Regions from separate parts of the Mus musculus genome. Here region 1 is linked to region 2. The links are chromatin loops, found by intact Hi-C in ENCODE. Cell type or tissue: heart. All regions are shown on one strand. Each heading gives the region's core, and the rest is flanking DNA. Links, peaks and the distances in the headings are about the cores only. Region 1 has its middle 310 kb from the start of Sphkap. Region 2 overlaps Col4a4 (collagen, type IV, alpha 4).

What was found. Hi-C counts contacts between places; a loop is a spot of excess contacts. Peaks named below come from ENCODE experiments on the same cell type or tissue, not always from the same donor. Only the 100,000 strongest peaks of a DNase experiment are listed, where the experiment ranks them.
Region 1: it touches region 2 in a loop (23-fold over the local background); 2 of 42 quality-filtered maps call a loop at or near these places.

The regions. Positions count from the first base shown.
Region 1 is chr1:83,711,753-83,722,238 of GRCm38, reverse strand. No RefSeq gene overlaps it. Among named protein-coding and RNA genes, the nearest start is that of Sphkap, 310 kb to the right of the region's middle. In heart, for the core only: a CTCF peak has its summit at 4,993 (motif pointing right); no DNase peak of the experiment used is centred there.
Region 2 is chr1:82,549,379-82,559,864 of GRCm38, reverse strand. All of the region lies in intron 4 of Col4a4 (collagen, type IV, alpha 4), which reads left to right. Among named protein-coding and RNA genes, the nearest start is that of Col4a4, 32 kb to the left of the region's middle. In heart, for the core only: a CTCF peak has its summit at 5,324 (motif pointing left); no DNase peak of the experiment used is centred there; H3K4me3 peaks cover 622 bases; H3K27me3 peaks cover 525 bases.

The DNA of each region.
Region 1 (10,486 bases), core at 1,651-9,650, 1.2 Mb before region 2:
AGTACCATATATAAATATATGTAATGGAATATATATTTCATACATATTAATACTACAGATTCCTAAACATATAAGCACAACCTGCTCTGTTCATATAATGTTACTTGTGTGCATGCTTTCAGGTCTGACCATTTGACATTGAATAACCAATAGTGTGCTCTTTCCTGGGGAAAACTACTTACTTCTTGCAGTATTCCTTAGTTGCCTGTAGTTATTTATCTAGTGTCAAGGCCCTAAGGTTTTTCCACATTAGCACATTTATGGGTGTCCTTATGCAGATCATGTTTAGGTAGTCCCATCAGTGGTGTCTTTTAAAGCAAAAAAGGGTTTCTTCTGACCATTTCAGTTACTTTTCTTATTAATCTCTATTCTTTTCTGACTTAGTTTTTCTATTTATTCTGTTCTTATTTCCTACCTACTTTGAGTGTCACGTTTACATTACTTTAATGTAGAAAGGTAAATGGAATCTTAACTACACAGAGATGTAAGGCTAACATGTTTTATAGAGAGTCAAGCTTTAAAGTGTTTAGGATTTCTTGTATCCATTTAAGTCCATCTTTGATTCAGTTAAATGAACACAGCTGTCATTTCTGCATACACCCAGAAACTGGAAACAACCTATACCTCTGCCCATGATCCCATGTTCATCTTACAATGGGCAGAAAAGAAAATATTGTTGTAACCCTTTTCTCTGATTGATATCTTCTACCTAAGTGTGAAAAGATTTTTTTCTTAGAATTTTTTTTTATTGCAGGAAGTAGGTTAGTAAATTAATCTAGCTGCAGAATAGTTGATATGGGTATAAAATATCCTTCATAAAATGCATTTGGGTGAGTTGCAATAATGACACTTTTACAGATTATCATTTCAAATAACTTAAAATAACTTCTGATCCTTGAAGAGCCTCATGATTATAAAGTAATCAAAACTTTATCTTTTGTTAGTTGCGTGCATGTGTCATCCTGTGTTGGTTCATCTGCTAATGGAAATGAGAAAGCTGAGGAAAGGATGATGTCCATCTAGAGGATGCCTATGTAAATCTTAAGCTTTTCCATATGAAAACGATGGCCTGGTCCAAAACTCCACTCATTAGCTATATAAACAAGATTCTTAATGTTTCATCTTATAATCTCTCATTACTAAAATGATTGCTCTTAAAGATGCAATGGATTCTTTAAAAAGAAGTTCCTAAGTTACATGGTCCTTATCTCAAAACTTGAGATAATCTATAAGATGATAACATATGTGCAACTATTTAGTCTAAGTAAAAATGCATGGTTTTAAGATGGTAGACTCAGGGGTGTCTAGAAAACTGTTGTTCTAGTCTCTGTAATCATGCCTTTTCTGCATTCCAGTTTTTTCATCCTCAAAAGGAAAGCAAAACATTAGATAATTGCTTTTCAAGCTACTTTGCAAAAAGTCTCGGCTTAGGGAATTAAGTAGTTTTTGAAATCTTGGTATTCTCATGCCGTATATATTTCAGTTAGTCTATCCTGAGGGTTGAAAGTTAAGATCCTGAAAAAGATTCCTTTTCCTACATGAAGGCCCCAATATACCAATTCCCATGCAAGAAACTACTTCTCTTAAGTAGTTCTGTGGCACCTTTTCCTGATTTGTTCTTTGCCACTGTCTACACACATACATGTGCACAGTAAGTATGCTTCAACAAGGTGTTCTATGGAAGTGTCAATGTAGAAAGTTGCATGATTAGATATAAGAACCAAGTGAAGACAAACACATGTGCCTTCTGGCCCAATTTCTCTCTTGTAATTCCCATCATCCTTCTGAAACCATCCTAGGATTTGGCTTTGCAGATACATGCAATGCAAACAGCAGCTTTCTCTCCTTCATGTAGCATATGGTCCAGTGAGGTCAGAACCGCACAGGAGTGATCCCTAAACAGAATGTCCTGAAATTGCTTTTCTAATTGAAGCATCTGTCCTAATTAGCAACCCTGACTCCAAGATCTATCCAGGTCAAACATTTCAGAGTCACTTTCTGTGACAGAATTTGATATTTTTCAAAGACCTTCAGACTATACAGTAATATCATAAACTACCAGACTTCTGAGAAATATTAATGAGCTATTGATATCCAGATGATATGATCCCCAAAGAATTTCATAACTTTTTTCTTTAATAATGTTTCTTTGAGAATTTCAGATAATGTTTCATTCCCCTCCCTCAACTCTTTCCAGGTCTTTCTCCTACTGCCTACTCCTACCCAACTTTATTCTCTCTGTCTCTGTCTCTGTCTCTGTCTCTGTCTCTGTATCTCTCTGTTTCCCTCTCTCTCTTTGTCTCCATCTCCCTCTCTCTCTCTCTCTCTCTCTCTCTCTCTCTCTCTCTCTCTCTCTCTCTCTCTGTATCTCTATCTGTCTGTTTAATGGTCAATAGCTTCTTGTCTAGGGGTAGAAATTCAGGCCCATTCTGGGATATTGTTTGACTTGAGCTTATGCAGGTTTTGGGAATGCTCTCACAGTCTCTGTGAGTTCATGTATACACATCAGCTCTGTTGTGTCTAGAAAACTATACTTCATTAAGGCCAGCTACCACCTCTAGTTTTTACAGTCTTCCCACTCCCTCTTCTGTCCAACATGAATTCCTAGAAGGTGTAATAGTCAGGGTTTTCTGCAGTCACAGAACATATGGAATGTCTCTCTATATTGAGGGGATTTATTATGATGACTTACAGTCTGTAGTCCAACTAACCCAACAATGAGCAGCTGTGAATGGGAAGTCCAAGAATCTAGTAGTTGTTCAGTCCCATGAAGCTAGTTGTTTCAGCTGGTTTTCTGTAGAAGTAGATTCCAACATGTGCTGGCAAGAAAGTGCAAGCAGTCAAAGAAGAATGAATCTTCTGTCTTCCAATATCCTTATGTATGTCTCAAGCAGAAGGTGTGGCCCAGATTAAAGGTATGTGGCACCATGCTTGGATCTGGTACTTGCTTTGTACCAGGCTGACCTTGAACTCAGAGATCTCCTTGCCTTGGTCTCCTAGAATTAAAGGAGTTCACTACCTTGCCTGGGCTTAAGATTTTCATGGCCACTATGCCTCAAGATCTCCATATCAAGATCCAGGTCAGAAACTTGTGTCTTCCAGCCTCAAGGTCTGGATCACAGGTGTGCCTTCCAATTCTGGATTGTAGTTCATTCCAGATATAGTCAAGTTGACATCCAGGAATACCAATTACAGGAGGATTAAATAGGGTGGGGGATGGGAGGATAGGGCAGAGGAGGAGAAATAGGGAGGGATAACAACACAAAAAGCCATTTGCAAAAGCTATGTGGAAATTTACAACTGTAGAAGTTTCATAAAATATGTAGATATATTTAAAGGTGTTTAAATGGAGTTACCATGTAGTTGTGTAGCATTGGGGAAGAATATTCTAACTAGACATAATATGCTACCAAATTCAATAACATTTTATACTAGCAAATGATGATGAAGACCTGTTTCTAGTGTTTTTCTCCATGTTGCCCTTCCTTGGAATATGAATTAGAACTGTACAGTCTGGCTGTTAATGAACACTAATAACATATTGCCCCTGGAAATATGCTCCAAGGCCAAGAGAAAATACTGGACACCATCACAGGGTCGAATACATTACTGGCTCTAGGTATTCAAATGAGTGAAGAATTGTATTCATTATATGATGTGAACGCCTGTGGTGAATCTGTGATTGCTGATGGAAAGTTGACCAAGAATTTGGGAAACTCTACATAGGCTAATAGTGGGAAAAAATTCTTTGTCAGAACAAATATGATAAGAGCAATATGGCAAAGCAAATCTGGATAAATTACAGGTAGCCCAGGTGTGGTTCCACTGAATATACTAACATAGACTTAGGTTGTGACACTTGCCCACCCAACACAATCACCTAACAATGTATATTGTAGAAGGTACCCATCCTTAAGTTTTGCATGGCTAGTTAAGGAAATGGTGTAAGTCAGTAATAGATGCCTTAAAGAAAATGGGCAAGTTTCAAAAAAGTACCCAAGTATCGAAACTGAGCAAAGGAAATATACATAATCCAAATAAAATGAACAGCAATTATAGAAACTTAGATATAAACATCCAAGAAAAATATCATAGTTGAGGTTCCAATTCCTTTGCCTGTGGATTCTACCAAACATTCAGAAACCAGTGTTTGTACATGTCAGGCCAATTCAAAGCACTCGAAAGAAACATTTATATTCACTCAAAGAGCAGTATGTTTCATGAGCAGGGACTCCAAACTCTTAGCACATTCTAGAAAACCAAGCCAGCAACATATGTACAGAATTATGAACTACATTCATTTACAAGGACATGTTAAGCCTGAAAGATAACTTCTTTTTTCAAAGGATTGAGGATAATATGTCACTGATCTTAAACCTTGAAGGCATTTTCCTGCAGACCAGAGGCCCTGATGAGTATCTCATTGTTTGCTGCTTCACAGTAGTTGATTTGATTCTCTTTCAAACAAGATCATGAGGGAGTCTACCAGTCCATGTATTGTGGATTAAAGCACTAAAACTTTGGTTTAATCTCTCCTAGGACAAGCAGCAAGGGAAAACTTTTCAGAACTGCTGACTCTTGACATTTGACCCTGGAACCATTGAGTTAGCACCTACATTTTAAAAAAGAATCTTAATTCTGGCACACACATTAAAATCTGAGGAGTATTGGCATTTTATAGTTATATGTTTCTTGAAAAGGGCTGCAGAATGTTAGTACTCCTACCAAGCCCTGTACAATTCTTTCCTCTCAGACAAGAAACAAAAATTGCATTCTGAATTTTGTTTTGTTTAAAAAATATATATACAACAGATCCTGTTTGACATTCTTGGTTCAGGTTTAAACCTGTTTTTGAAGTGAAGAAGTTGAAGTTTTGGACTGTTGGTATCATTGGAGCCCTTATTTGGGAACTGTTTGGAGGCCAGGAGAGTCATATAGTGCAAATGTTGGGAGACTGTTTATCTGCTCATTTCTGCCATTGGCTTCTGAACATATTCTCACTGATCCTCCAGATGGCGCTAGGACCATATAGTTTCTAAAGGCATCTGCAGTCATAGGAAATTTTGACTTTCTCTCTCTCTCTCTCTCTCTCTCTCTCTCTCTCTCTCTCTCTCTCTCTCTCTCTCTCTCTCCCCTTCTCCTCTCCCCCCTCTCCCTCCTGTCCCTCCTCCTCCTCCTCCTCCTCCTCCTTCTTCTTCTACTTCTTCTATGTAGTACTTTAATTTCATGAGGCAATAATCAGAAATGCACATATAACACATTTCCCCCTGTCTCAGCTACCTCTTCTGTATTTTACATGAAAAAGTGTGGAATATATTTAATGTTCATTTTTATGAAAAGCTTGGTTGTTATTCATAATAGTTCAGTTTTTATTTATTTTTTATTTCTTGAGACAGCGTGTCCAGCTCAGGTTGGCCTTGAACCTAACCCTAACCCAGTCCTAACCCTACCTAACTCTACGTAGCTGAAGGTGAGCTTGAATTTCTTATCCTCTTGACACTATCTCCCCAGTACTGAGGTTACATGGTGAGCACCACCACACCATCTTTATGCAGTGATGGGATCAAACCATGCATGGGCTTCATATATGGTAGCCAAACAATCTACCAACTAAGCTATATCCCCAGCTACATTCCAGTCTTCAAAACACTTATACGAGATTCTAAAGCATTCTACATTCCTCATTGTATGTCAACTTTCAAATGTAAGTTCCCAGGATATGCTATCCAATATCAAACATGGTAGCCAAATAATCATCACAGACTTAGCATATACTATTAGTGGTAAACCAGCATGACCTACAGCAGAGATTTGGGGAGGAGTGATTTTAGTCTTAACTGTGTTCCTAATTGGGGTATATGTTCTATTGTTTATCTTCACATTTATAATTTAATTACAACATTTGTTTCTTCCCTTTCCTCCTCCAAAGCCTCCCATCTATGTCCCTCACCCCAAACAGGCATTCTTAAACTTTACCAACTTACATTCCTTTGTCATGACCAATACTCCTGGACATTCGAAGTATGGTTGATATTGCAAGCCCCTTGAGATGAGAGTGTGCAAGACCCACCCCTGAGTACCTCCAACCAGGAGACTCCATGTATAAGACATTCTAAAGGCTTCAGAGGCCAGGTCCCCTCCCTCCAGAGACAGGCAGCCAAGCTCCACCCTCCAGAGTAAAAAGTCCAAGCTCAGAGCTTGAAATCCCAATAATCTTCACTTCCAAGAAACCCTATATAAATCCTGTCTTCTGTTCTCACCCAAGCAGAGGCAGTCACCCTTCTGAGTTTTCCCCCTTCCATCAAGTCTCATGTGTGAGGTTGCTTGTACAGTACGACTCTGGTATTTCCTGGCTCCCAATCGACTACCAGGATATCTTTGCCTTCAGAACTGTACCACCTGCATTGGGAAAACCTCCTTCCTCAGAGATGTAACACTTCCTCTGGGGAAGCTTTAACCCTTAGAGCTGTAACACAGATAAACCCAGTGGGATTCCACCGGAGAAAAGTGATTTTTTTTTTCCTCCACCAGCAGGTATCCATTGCTGTAACTTCTTGGTTGGGGGTGGGACCCTGTGTCCACTTCCCCCTCTCAGTACTGGGACCCTGTCTGGCTTCAACATTTGTTTTTGTTTGAAAGCCATGTGGCTTGCATGGAGATCTTTATCTGTTGCACATTCCAGTGATTCTTATTTTATTTATGCTTTTATCTTTGGAATCGATTTACATTTCAGTGTCCATGAAAGCAAATTTAAAACTAAATCATTTGAGCAGTGATTCCACTGAGAGGAAATGCTCACCTCTGATTCTCCTGTTTCTTTTAAGCAAGGAATCTCTGTTCCCAGAAAGGGTGAGGGTGGAGGAGAATGTCAGTTTCTTCAATTCAATCCCTTTTGGTCTTTGATCAGGAGAGGGAGAATGACTTTTTTTTTTTTTTTTTGATTGGTCACGCTGGGTGGGAGATAGCCAATTAGCTTTTACCTCTCAGTCCCTTTAAGATGTTCTGCCACCTTGTGAAAGTTTTTGAGAGCACATATTCGGGGATGGTTTTCTGCACTGTGTATTCCATTGCTGATTTCTATGTCCAGAGATCAGTTTACAGTTGCATGGTCCTGGGTTTTGATCCATCTCCTATATCTATGTTGTGTAAAGAACACTCATCAGTGATCTCTGATTGGTTAGTTAAGAGCTCATCAGCCGATGGACTGGGAAGGGTATTCAGTACTTCAGATCCTAGTGGGCAGGGTCACAGAGAGACCAGAGAGGAAGAGAAGGGACCATGAGGCAGAAGGTCCCTTTGGAGTCATGATGAGCAGGTAGGTTGTTAAGGGATTCACCAAGAGGACACGCATGTACAGAGCAAGCCAGGGCAAGACACAAACTGCAAGTAGCACTGGACCTTTGGCTGGGAAGTAGATAGCGTAGAGAGTTAGAACAGGTGAATATCTGCCCAGTCATAGTGCTTAAGACGTGTTAATAAACTTAATAGATCTTTTTGTCAATTATTTGAGAGCTAAAATGAGAACAGATAAGGCTATTGTACTTAAATTTCTGGCTACAGGCACAGAGTTCTGCTGACTGGCCCATCTTATCCAAATATTTCAGAAAGCCACATTGGGTTTTTGGTTTCCAGGTGGCAGACAACATCAGCTTCAACTTCTGAGCCCTAGGTACTTAGATGCCTGGAGGCTTCTGTGGGTTATAAGCTGATATGATGATTTGCAATGAAGCAAGTGGAGATATACCCAGAACTTAGGACTTCGTGGGCCTGAGGCAGAGAGAGGGATGTAAGAGGAAGGCCTCCAATGGGTTGGCTCAATGGGTAAAGGAGACTTGCAGCCAAGTCTGGTGGCCTGAGTTTGACCTCTGGGGTCCATAAGGTAGAAGGAAAGAGCCAAACATATGCATGTGCACTGTGGCACGTTCACTCTCAGTCCAACAAACAATGAAACCACAAATCTAAAACTTATACTGAGAGAGAAGGGAGAAGCAGAGGAGAGAGTTCACTTAAATGCACATGTCTGAAGCCCATGCGTGTCATCGCTTGCAGCAAGACCCAGTGCACAGAGCACTCTGGTTTTCTTAGTTCCTACAACAACAAAATCCCATCCAATTAAAAATCAGCCACAGATGGAAGTAGGTCAAACAGAAAGCTGGGATCAAGGGCTATCTTTATTTATCATTAAAGAGACTGCCTGGTGCTAAGCTAGTGGGCCTCAGGTGCACAGCAGGAAAATCTATAAAGTTCTCTAAAAACCTAAGTTTCTCTTCTTTGTCTCCTGTCCTTGCATCTGAGACCTTCAAAAAGAACAACAAGAAAAACACCAAAACCAAAACCAAAACATTTCAGTTAAAAAACTTGAGTCCAGAGCTTTGCAAAAAAAAAAAAAAAAAAAAAAAAAAAAAGGTTAACAACATTGTGTCCTCCTTAAAACAATGCTTATTAAAGTTCTCTCTGAGAGGGAAAATGTGTTTCAAATGTTAATTAATTCAACTTCTTATAAATCTTGACAGGAAAAATAGCCAGACTGCCGCCCTCCTCCCCCACCAGAGATGTTTTTTTGCAGGAAATGCTGAAAAGAATTATCTTAGAATAATCAGTTATTTTGGTCAGAGGCTACTGGCAATATTCACACTGTGCATTTTTAACAGCAACTTCAGGAGGAAAAATGTGAAGGTAAATAAAGCTTTTCCTGTGTCCTTCCTTTGGTAAAGCTTATCAGATGACCCCTTCCAGAACTTGAAGGGAGCACTTGGGTATTTCAACAAAAACACCGGGTGTGCAGAGGGCTCTACAAAGTTATCTGATTGAGAAGTGCACAGCAGCCGACCTTCCTTTCTCTGGGTTTGCTTTCTGAGATTTCACCTAGCCACCACCGTGGTCAACTTGATGGAGAACTATTTATTTCTCCAAAATTCCAGAGGTACAGCACCATTTTAAATTTTTATTGTTTTCTTTTAATTCCTAAATTTCAATTCCACACTGTTCTGAGAAGTATGATGCATAGTTTGTGGTCCCTCTCTCTCCGTGCCTGGATACAAATCACCTCTTTAATTAGCCTCTAGCTCTGTGTAAGTGACCTTTATAACCACTATTTAGTAGCCATCTTTGTTATGGATGTGGCTGTTTCAATACTTGGATTCAAGTAGCTCTTAAAGGGCAGTCTGACAACACTCAGTGGCTGTGTCAATAATCTCCTTTCTTCATACAAGCATTTTGTTATCTAATATTGTAACAAGAAAGGACTGAACAAGAAGATGTAAATGGACCAGCAGTTAAACGCACCTGAACTCTGGAAAGGACCCTAGTTCAGTTCTCAGTAGCCACATGACACCTTGTGAGCATATGTAACACGGGTTCTAGGGAGTCTGATAATGTCTTCTGGTCCCGGCTACGTACTGCATGTATGTTATCCAGACACATATGTAGTTAAAACACTCAAGTGTGGTGAATAAAATAAATAAATCTTAAAAATAGGAAATAACAAAACAAATATTTTGAGGGATCACATCAATACAACATTTATTAAAAGAGATTGTTATAATTGTTTAGTTTTATCATTATTTATTGTTATTAACCACTCTATTTACAAAAGATGTATCAAACTTTATCATAGGCATGCAAGTATAAAAAGAGGTACTGTATAATCCCCCATTATATGCCGAATGAACAGACTGAATTCCATATATACTGTGACTATTTCCTTAGGCAGAGGTATCTATGCTACAGCCTAATTTAAAATTGCCAACAAATAGTAATAAAACAGAATGATCATAACAGTATACTGAGGTCAGAATTTTTCTGGAATTTTCCATTTTGTATCTTTTGGACTGTAGTTGATTGAGAGTAAAAATCTTCAGACAACAAAATCTGGATATGGAGAAAAATAATAAAGTAAGAACAGTAAGGAAGAAATAGGGAGGGAGGGAGGGAGGGAGAGAGGGAGGGAGGGAGGGAGGGAGGGAGGGAGGGAGGGAGGGAGAGGAGAGGAGAGGAGAGGGGAGGGGAGGGGAGGGGAGGGGAGGGGAGGGGAGGGGAGGAGAGGAGAGGAGAGGAGAGGGGAGGAGAGGAGAGGAAAGGAAAGGAAAGGAAAGGAAAGGAAAGGAAAGGAAAGGAAAGGAAAGGAAAGGAAGGAAAGAGAATGAGGAAGAAAAATGTAGGGAGGCAGAAGGACATAGTCATTCTCTTGAATAATGGACTGTACCCAACACAAGCAAGATAAAAGCTCTAGATGCAGGGAGTAGAAGTAAAGATGAAATCAGAAGGTTTTGTTAGAGACTGATAGTGTAAGGGCACAGGTGTGACTAGACCATATAACATATTTCAAACAGCTGCATTTTGTATATGCATGATAGAATACATAAGCTCTGTCCAGGTTTTACATGTCTATTTTATTCGGGGGCCTAAAATGTTGGGTAATTTTTTATCCCAATTTCAAAAATAATGCCATTCTTGAGCCTCCTCCCCTTTCTATTTCAGTTATCAC
Region 2 (10,486 bases), core at 1,098-9,097:
CCTCCTCCTCCTTCTCCCCTCCCCGTCCCCCCTCCCTCTCTCTCTCTCTCTCCTCCCCCTACCCCATTTGTGTGTGTGTGACATGTGTGACTCTTTACTCATTGCATTTATTTAGGGTTGCTTGTATGAGCATGTGTGGAAGGCTGCTACTAAGGCAATGTCACATCATCTGTGAATATAGCACAGAAGAAAGTGACACCTCCCCAGCAACCATCCCTTGCCACGAGTTCCTTACAGAGGAGCAGTGGTGGCATAATGAACTCTTCCCCATCCTTGGTCAACAACTTGTACCAAGCACTTAGACTTTCACCTCATAACTATGGCTTCAGGACAAGCACTATCCACCCGAGTGGGAGGCTAAAGCAATTCTTGACAAGCAAACCTAGCTTCTTGTTAATAGCTGTGAGTCTGGAGCTACATGAGGTGAAAGCGGGGACGTGTACTCTCAGTGATTCAGCATCATCTTTCCATCAGTTTGAGTAAGGCTGTGCCTAAATTCCCTCATCAGATAAGCATATACTTGTGACGGGTCATGTAAACGGCCCCTTGATTCACAGTCCATGCCTTAGAGGAATGAGTTGTTGCCCATTGGTTTCCCCTTTGAAATAGGTGTACTTTATCGTACTGAGTTGAGTGAGTAGGTAGTCTGCATGCATCAACCAACAGATTAAAATCCAGAATCTAGCCTAGAGAGGATGCAGAAGCCTTTTTTTTGTAGCCACTGTGGATCCATAAGGAGACTGTTTCCAAGAGAGAGAAACACAGTTAGCAGTCTCTCCTCTGCCCCAGACTTCCTATATCACACTGGCACTGCTAGGAAGTGAGTAAGCTCTCATAGCTCAAATCCCTGTGACCTTCAAGTGTGGCCAGAGATGTGCATCATCAGAGCAAGTCAACTCTGACCACTGTGGCTCTAGGAACTTTCCAGGTCAGTGGTGTTGGGGTCGGGGCAGGAGATGGGAGTGTCCCCTTGATGGCTGGCTTGCAGACTCAAGCTCAGCCTAGGAGAGAAAGGTTTGTCTAGAGGATTAAGCCCATTCCCCAGGGTGTGGGTGTCCCTTGGCTCCAGGATGTGAGGTGTGACTATATAGCTACTGAGTTGCTCCACTACATGATCTATGATTCTTCTCCATCTCCTCTCTACACTTGCTGTTAATCTCTCTGTGAGGAGATGAATGAGATAGCATTGAGCAGGAATTTTCCTTAGTCTCTGTCAGTCTCCAGGGAAGCAACTCCATGTAGTAAGTGGGTCTGTGTGTAAGATGAAGAAGTCATGTTCTTATGAACCAAATTGGACCTTTTGTGAGTTTTGGTTACTGACTGGGGGGTCAGAGAATTCTTTTCATTAATTTATTTTATTCATTTTATATCCCTATCCCAGTCCCACCTCCTTTGCTCCCAGTTCCACCCTCACAAACCCTCCCCCATTACTCCTCCCCCTTATCCTTAGAGAAGGGGAAGCTCCCACTTGGGTACCATCCTACCTTGGGGCACCAAGTTGCAGCAGGACTGACTGTATCCTCTCCTACTGAGGTCCAACCAGGCTGTCCAGCTTGGGCTATGGGATCCAATGGTAGGGAACAGAGTCACAGAGCCCGATTCCTGCTATTAGAGAGCCCACATGAAGACCGAGCTGTACATCTGCTACAAATATGTAGGAGTCTGAGGTCTAGCCCCTGCATGCTTTTTGGTTGGTGGTTCAATCTCTGTGAGCCCCCATAGGCCCGGCTTAGTTGACTCTGTAGACTTTCTTGTAGTGCCCATGACTCCTCCTGTTCCCTCAAACCTGTCCCCCATTCTTCCACAAGACTCTCTAAGCTCCATCTGATATTTGGCTGTAGGTCTCTGCATCTGTTTCCATCAGCTGCTAGATAAAGCCCTTCAGGAGACAGTTATGCTATGCTCCTGTCTGCAAGCGGAATATCATTAATAGTGTTAGGGGTTGGCTCTCTCCTATGGGATGGTTCTCAAGTTGCACCAGTCATTAGTTGGCCTTTCCTCAATCTCTACTCCATCTTTATCCTTGCATACCTTTTAGGCAGGACAAATTTTGGGTTGGAGGTTTTATGGGTGGGTTGATGTCCCACTCCCTCCACTGGGAGTCCCACCTGGCTACATGAAGAGGAAGAAGTCTCAGCTAGGGTCCCCATACACTCCTGGGAGCCTCCCCTGTCCCATGCCTCTGTCTAGTCCATAGAGGGATAATATTACTAATTTAATCTTCTTTCTGTAGCTTATTTAAACATATGGGAATACATTTTATCATCTGAAACAATGAAACAGCCATGAAACCACCATATCTTTGTGACTTGGTTTTCTGCACAGGAGGCAAACAGCTTTAAACTCATCCTGTCTTCAAGTTTTTGGTTTAAAACCCAGGTCCAATATTAGTGAGCCTCTCTTTCCTTTGGGATTGTAAATCACTGAATTATGCTCAGTCAAGTCCAGTCTTGTGCTCTTGCTCACCCACCCCTTATACATTTATCAGCCTGCCTCCTGTGATTAAAAAGGAGATTTTACTTGGGTAATTTTAATTATTCTTAGTATTTCTCTTTCTCATGCCCTTAACTTACTTGCACGCACAGTTCTAACTCTCACTCCTTATCATCACACAGCTGCATTTAGGACACTAGCTTCAGCCTGGCAAATGGTTCCATGTCGTACTTTTATGTCTCCAAATTCTCAGTAGTCAATAATGTTCTCTTTCATCGAAACACCACCCACCAGCAGCTGAAGGTGGATAAAGCCAGTCTGTCATCTGTTCCTTGGCTTTGGAGCTGCTTTCTTGTCCTGTTACATCCTGTTCCTCTAAGGACTCAATGGCTTATTACTAGAAAATTCTCTGATCAGTGATATATACGATGGATGCATGTGCTTTTAGGGTATCAGGTAACCTGAGGTCAGATGGCTGGGACCATTCTCATCAATAAACATGAGGTTCATTCATGGATCTCACGCCTTTGTCCTGCAAAAGCAGGGGCATTCAGAATCTTTTTGAAACTGGTGCTGCACTGTCATGTGTTTTCAGGTGGATTCCAGGCTGCCAGGCTGCAGGCTACAATGTAGGCTTAGGTTGCTCAAGTGTTTATTTTAGAAATGGTAACATGGTTTTTGAACACCAAAACACATGCAGAAACAAAAGGGACACATTTCCAGGTTGGAATTTGCTGTGTCTTGGGGTTGAGTATCTCTGAGAAGGGTTTTGGGAGTCTGTGGTTAGCAGAGCTCTCTGGTCTACCTACAGTGTGGCTGCTTCAATGTAGATGGCATCTATCTGAAGAATCGCTGAAGGTAACTAGCATCAATTTCGTATGCCACCAAATCTCCTTGGCATCTAGCATTTGTGTATATGGATGAAGGAAACAGAATAGTTGCCTCTAGCACTCTACAGTCTGTCATGTGTTTCCCATCATACCAAGTGTACATGTTCTAATATAACAGGACTTCTTCCAGGACTCAGGTGTAGTGTGTTTGACGGTGGGTTCCACGTTTCTGTTTACATCCATCGTCTCCTTTGGTGCAGTGATTTCTAGTAGGGCTTCAGGTCTCCCTACATGGAGTTCAAAAATTTCGGTCACTTTGTCGTGCTGTCTTAACTACAATGAATAGCAATCCCTTCCCATTTGTTGGACAAATAACTATCAAATACTTGTCAGGCAAAGGGCAAGACCATGGGATAAGAAGAAATCAATGAGAATCACCCTTCAGCCACTGTTTCTGGGTGCTTGAGGGTGTCTTATGGGAAAGAGGATACAGCAAAGACCCTTGTGTCTCCCTGGTGGGTAAGTTGGTGCCCTGGCCTGGCCTCGCATAGAAGCACATGGGTGGCAGACACATTGGATATGCTCTTGAATTTGGACCTGCTGGAGTTGGAGGGCAGCCAGCCCCAGCATAGAGGAAGAGTCACATTAACACCAACAGCTTCTGTGACAAATTAGCACATGCTTGGTGGCTTGTGGCAACAGAAGTGCATGCTTCCACAAACACTTGAGACCAGCTGTTCAAAGGCAAGGGGTTGGCCCTGCCAGGATGCAGCTGGAAAATCTGCTCCAACCTCCATCGTTCTTCCCCTGGTTCTAGATGCATTATCCCAGCTTCCTTCACATTGCTTATTCTCTGTGGTGTCAAATCTCATCCTGACATACGGCGGCAGACATGGGAGAACTGCCCTTGGGCAACCTATGATAGCTGAACCCAGGATACCATCCTAATAGCATCTCATCTCCAACCATCTTATAAGTACAGTGGGGATAGGGTCAGTGGATACAATAGTCAGGGAAGATAGCGTGTTATTAGGAAAGCCTGCTAACAGGCTACTACACTAGCCAGGTGGGAAGTCACAGAGTCTTAACAAGGAGTGGTCACGGAGGTGGGTGGGTAGGCTCAGAAATTCCTATGGCTAGCTCGACTGCAGAGGGAGGCTCATGGGAGCTGTTGGGCGAGTGCTCAGGGTGATGCTATCCCCCAAATGAAGGTGTACATAGTGTAGATTGACAGCAAGTATTTCAAGAACCACATTTGAGGGAATAACATGGGTCTAGCTTTGGACTTGTATAGCGTGAAGTCCCCTGCATATGTAGGAGGTGTTGAGAAGGAGTGGTCTTGGCTGGGGAGGGGCTAAGGGAACTGTTTAACTGTGGTTACAGTGGGCTCCATGGAAATACAGTCTCCGCCATCAAGAGCAGATAAGAAGGGGTCAAGGCATTCCTCCAGAGCTCCAGGGTCACTCCCACAGGCGTAAGAGGAGCTAAGACACAGCAGGGAGAAAAACACAGAGGCTAGGGTGAGGCAGAAGGCCAGGGAAGAAGGGGGAAATCACAGGAGCAGCATGCACAGAGCCCTACCTGGTGTCCTAGGTCTCCACAGCACATGGATCACGTCAGGCTGTTCCCAACACACATGGGAGAACCATTCATTAGGGACTGGTCGAAGAGGTGACCTTGTTTTCCAAACGGCTAAGCTTTTCCCTTTGGTTCTCTGTGCAGGGTTTTCTCCTTGTACAGGCATACTGCTTCTTGAGAGCATAGCTAAAATCCCTAGTGCTTCCAAGGCAGACTGATAAGTGCATCCGCACGCTTGTTGTTAGCCGGCAAGGTTATCTTAGGGTGCAAGAAAACATTCTTTACTACTGCACTCCAAGATCCTTGGACTGTTCACTGCCTCTTCATTCTTTGGTTTTAAAACACTTCCTGATGTCCAGACTCCTCCCTCCCTCAACAATATGGGGATGGGGGTTGGGGGGGGGGGGTTCTGAAGGTTCTCTGTACCCAGGGGACTCCAGCTTCCCACCGGGCCCAGGGTGAGGGTGTTTGTGATATTGCAGTGCCACCTAGTGGCGTCTTCTCTGAATTACATCTCAGCATTAAAAAGAAGAGGGAATTTAAAAGGAATGATAACATTAGAATAAATAGACGCAGCAAAGGGGGAGGTGTCTTGGACACAACATTCATTTGTACATTTTATTTTCAGAAGTATTTATGAAGCATGGGAACACACTAAAAATTTGTATATTGTGAGACAGTGACCAAGGTAACTGGGAATGAATCTTTAGTCTCAAAGACATTCTAAAGGGTATTATCTTAACCAGATTTTAAGTAATAAGCACAAAACATCAATGAAATGAAGGTAGTGAATTGCTTTGGCTGTTATTTTCAGGTAAGAATGATGGTTTGAGGGAAATGGGGTTGGTGAGGTCTGGAATGGAAAATGAAGCAGACACCTTGAGATGGGAAGGTCTGAGTTCAGACTTCTACATCCCCAGGTCCTGTCTGTGTTGCCTCAAGCACATTGCTTCATCTTTCTGAGGCTAAGTCCTCCTCGGAGAATGAAGAAGCATGCAAAGGTGGCTTTCTACTTCCTATTTTTGTAAAGAGCCCATGAGAAGAAAGCAGAACACCGTATTGAGCTTAGAGCAGAGGAAGAGCCTAGAACATGTGGCTTGGTTATTATTTTTTTTTTTACTATTCTAATTTTTATCAGGTATTTTCTTATTTTACATTTCAAATGCTGTCCCAAAAGTTTCCTATACCCTCCCCCCGACTCTCCTACCCACCCACTCCCACTTCTTGGCCCTGGTGTTCCCCTGTACTGAAGCATATAAAATTTGCAAGACCAAGGGGCCTCTCTTCCCAATGATGGCCGACTAGGCCATCTTCTGCTACATATGCAGCTAGAGACATGAGATCTGGGAGTACTGGTTAGTTCATATTGTGGTTCCTCCTATAGGGTTGCAGATCCCTTCAGCTCCTTGGATACTTTCTCTAGCTCCTCCATTGGGGGCCCTGTGTTCCATCCAATAGCTGATGCCACTGCCATCAACACATTTTTGATGGGAGGATGGTAGGGTTTGAGTGACAGATGAAGAAAGACTATTGTCATTTCTGGCATACAAATGAGAATGGCACATGAATACATGGATCATAGGGGACTGGTGGGTTGGGGTCCGGGTGGGGGCACAATATGCCATCAGAGGTAAGGCATATGACCCAAGGGAAGGGCAGGCTGGAGGGAGCTAACAGATCTGTTGGGGAGAAAACTGAGGTCAAGGGAGTGAGGGAGACTGACACTTGGATAACCTGTGCAACAAATGATGTGACTGTCTTGGGGCTTGGCAGTGAATGGCTCTGAGCTAGAAGTACGGCAAATGTGCATACAGTTAGAGCCAGCCTAGGCTGCAGAGTGAGACTCTGTGTCCAAAAACTGCTGCTGCTGCTGCTGCTGCTGATGATGATGAAGTAAATGAGGAGGAGGGAGAGAAAAGCCAGAAATCTCACTGCAGACAACATAGGAGTCAGTGAGGCCCTACACTATGCCAGTAGAGTAGTGGGAGGCAGAGGGGTTTGGAGAGAGGCTGACCATCCAGGTAAGGATTCAAGGCAGCAAGGATGTGGGCTTGAGTAAGTCATGATCTTGAGGCAATTTTCTCATCTCTCAGTGTGGGGACAAAGTTGCACAACTTTCAGTGTTACTGGCTATGTTCCATGAGGTAGGGATGGAGGGTGGTTGATATATCGCCAAGATTAAGTTTGTTTAAGCCTTTTCTCCTTCCTGTGATAGTTTGATAGCTAATGCCATGGTCTCACAACCCAACGGGTACTGAAAACGTTTTCTTTGTTACTTCATTTGTGTTTTGTTTTGTTTTTACATTAACTAGATGTTTTGCCAAGAAAAACCACAAAAAGGTCATAGTAGAAAATTGGACACACACACACACACACACACTGTCCTAACTTACCAAGGCTCTTTGTTCTGGCCTTGGTTGACAGTCTCTCTCTCTCTCTCTTTTTTTAGATGGATTGTTTTATTTTTTTTAATTTTTTATTAGGTATTTTCCTCGTTTACATTTTCTTTTTTTTTTTCCATTTTTTATTAGGTATTTAACTCATTTACATTTCCAATGCTATACCAAAAGTCCCCCATATCCACCCACCCCCACTCCCCTGCCCACCCACTCCCCCTTTTTGGCCCTGGTATTCCCCTGTACTGGGGCATATAAAGTTTGCAAGTCCAATGGGCCTCTCTTTCCAGTGATGGCCGACTAGGCCATCTTTTGATATATATGCAGCTAGAGTCAAGAGCTCCGGGGTACTGGTTAGCTCATAATGTTGTTCCACCTATAGGGTTGCAGATCCCTTTAGCTCCTTGGCTACTTTCTCTAGCACCTCCATTGGGAGCCCTATGATCCATCCATTAGCTGACTGTGAGCATCCACTTCTGTGTTTGCTGGGCCCCGGCATAGTCTCACAAGAGACAGCTACATCTGCGTCCTTTCAATAAAATCTTGCTAGTGTATGCAATGGTGTCAGCGTTTGGATGCTGATTATGGGGTGGATCCCTGGCTATGGCAGTCTCTACATGGTCCATCCTTTCATCTCAGCTCCAAACTCCGTCTCTGTAACTCCTTCCATGGGTGTTTTGTTCCCAAATCTAAGGAGGGGCATAGTGTCCACACTTCAGTCTTCATTCTCCTTGAGTTTCATGTGTTTAGCAAATTATATCTTATATCTTGGGTATCCTAGGTTTGGGGCTAATATCCACTTATCAGTGAATACATATTGTGTGAGTTTCTTTGTGAATGTGTTACCTCACTCAGGATGATGCCCTCCAGGTCCATCCATTTGGCTAGGAATTTCATAAATTCATTCTTTTTAATAGCTGAGTAGTACTCCATTGTGTAGATGTACCACATTTTCTGTATCCATTCCTCTGTTGAGGGGCATCTAGGTTCTTTCCAGCTTCTGGCTATTATAAATAAGGCTGCTATGAACATAGTGGAGCATGTGTCCTTCTTACCTGTTGGGGCATCTTCTGGATATATGCCCAGGAGAGGTATTGCTGGATCCTCCGGTAGTACTATGTCCAGTTTTCTGAGGAACCGCCAGACTGATTTCCAGAGTGGTTGTACAAGCCTGCACTCCCACCAACAATGGAGGAGTGTTCCTCTTTCTCCACATCCTCGCCAGCATCTGCTGTCACCTGAATTTTTGATCTTAGCCATTCTGACTGGTGTGAGGTGGAATCTCAGGGTTGTTTTGATTTGCATTTCCCTGATGATTAAGGATGTTGAACATTTTTTCAAGTGCTTCTCTGCCATTCGGTATTCCTCAGGTGAGAATTCTTTGTTCAGTTCTGAGCCCCATTTTTTAATGGGGTTATTTGATTTTCTGAAGTCCACCTTCTTGAGTTCTTTATATATGTTGGATATTAGTCCCCTATCTGATTTAGGATAGGTAAAGATCCTTTCCAATCTGTTGGTGGTCTTTTTGTCTTATTGACGGTGTCTTTTGCCTTGCAGAAACTTTGGAGTTTCATTAGGTCCCATTTGTCGATTCTCGATCTTACAGCACAAGCCATTGCTGTTCTGTTCAGGAATTTTTCCCCTGTGCCCATATCTTCAAGGCTTTTCCCCACTTTCTCCTCTATAAGTTTCAGTGTCTCTGGTTTTATGTGAAGTTCCTTGATCCACTTAGATTTGACCTTAGTACAAGGAGATAAGTATGGATCGATTCGCATTCTTCTACACGATAACAACCAGTTGTGCCAGCACCAATTGTTGAAAATGCTGTCTTTCTTCCACTGGATGGTTTTAGCTCCCTTGTCGAAGATCAAGTGACCATAGGTGTGTGGGTTCATTTCTGGATCTTCAATTCTATTCCATTGGTCTACTTGTCTGTCTCTATACCAGTACCATGCAGTTTTTATCACAATTGCTCTGTAGTAAAGCTTTAGGTCTGGCATGGTGATTCCGCCAGAAGTTCTTTTATCCTTGAGAAGACTTTTTGCTATCCTAGGTTTTTTGTTATTCCAGACAAATTTGCAAATTGCTCCTTCCAATTCGTTGAAGAATTGAGTTGGAATTTTGATGGGGATTGCATTGAATCTGTAGATTGCTTTTGGCAAGATAGCCATTTTTACAATGTTGATCCTGCCAATCCATGAGCATGGGAGATCTTTCCATCTTCTGAGATCTTCTTTAATTTCTTTCTTCAGAGATTTGAAGTTTTTATCATACAGATCTTTCACCTCCTTAGTTAGAGTCACGCCAAGATATTTTATATTATTTGTGACTATTGAGAAGGGTGTTGTTTCCCTAATTTCTTTCTCAGCCTGTTTATTCTTTGTATAGAGAAAGGCCATTGACTTGTTTGAGTTTATTTTATATCCAGCTACTTCACCGAAGCTGTTTATCATGTTTAGGAGTTCTCTGGTAGAATTTTTAGGGTCACTTATATATACTATCATATCATCTGCAAAAAGTGATATTTTGACTTCCTCTTTTCCAATTTGTATCCCCTTGATCTCCTTTTGTTGTCGAATTGCTCTGGCTAATACTTCAAGTACTATGTTGAAAAGGTAGGGAGAAAGTGGGCAGCCTTGTCTAGTCCCTGATTTTAGTGGGATTGCTTCCAGCTTCTCTCCATTTACTTTGATGTTGGCTACTGGTTTGCTGTAGATTGCTTTTATCATGTTTAGGTATGGGCCTTGAATTCCTGATCTTTCCAAAACTTTTATCATGAATGGGTGTTGGATCTTGTCAAATGCTTTTTCTGCATCTAACGAGATGATCATGTGGTTTTTGTCTTTGAGTTTGTTTATATAATGGATTACATTGATGGATTTTCGTATATTAAACCATCCCTGCATCCCTGGAATAAAACCTACTTGGTCAGGATGGATGATTGCTTTAATGTGTTCTTGGATTCGGTTAGCGAGAATTTTATTGAGGATTTTTGCATCGATATTCATAAGAGAAATTGGTCTGAAGTTCTCTATTTTTGTTGGATCTTTCTGTGGTTTAGGTATCAGAGTAATAGTGGCTTCATAAAATGAGTTGGGTAGAGTACCTTCTACTTCTATTTTGTGAAATAGTTTGTGCAGAATTGGAATTAGATCTTCTTTGAAGGTCTGATAGAACTCTGCACTAAACCCATCTGGTCCTGGGCTTTTTTTGGTTGGGAGACTATTAATAACTGCTTCTATTTCTTTA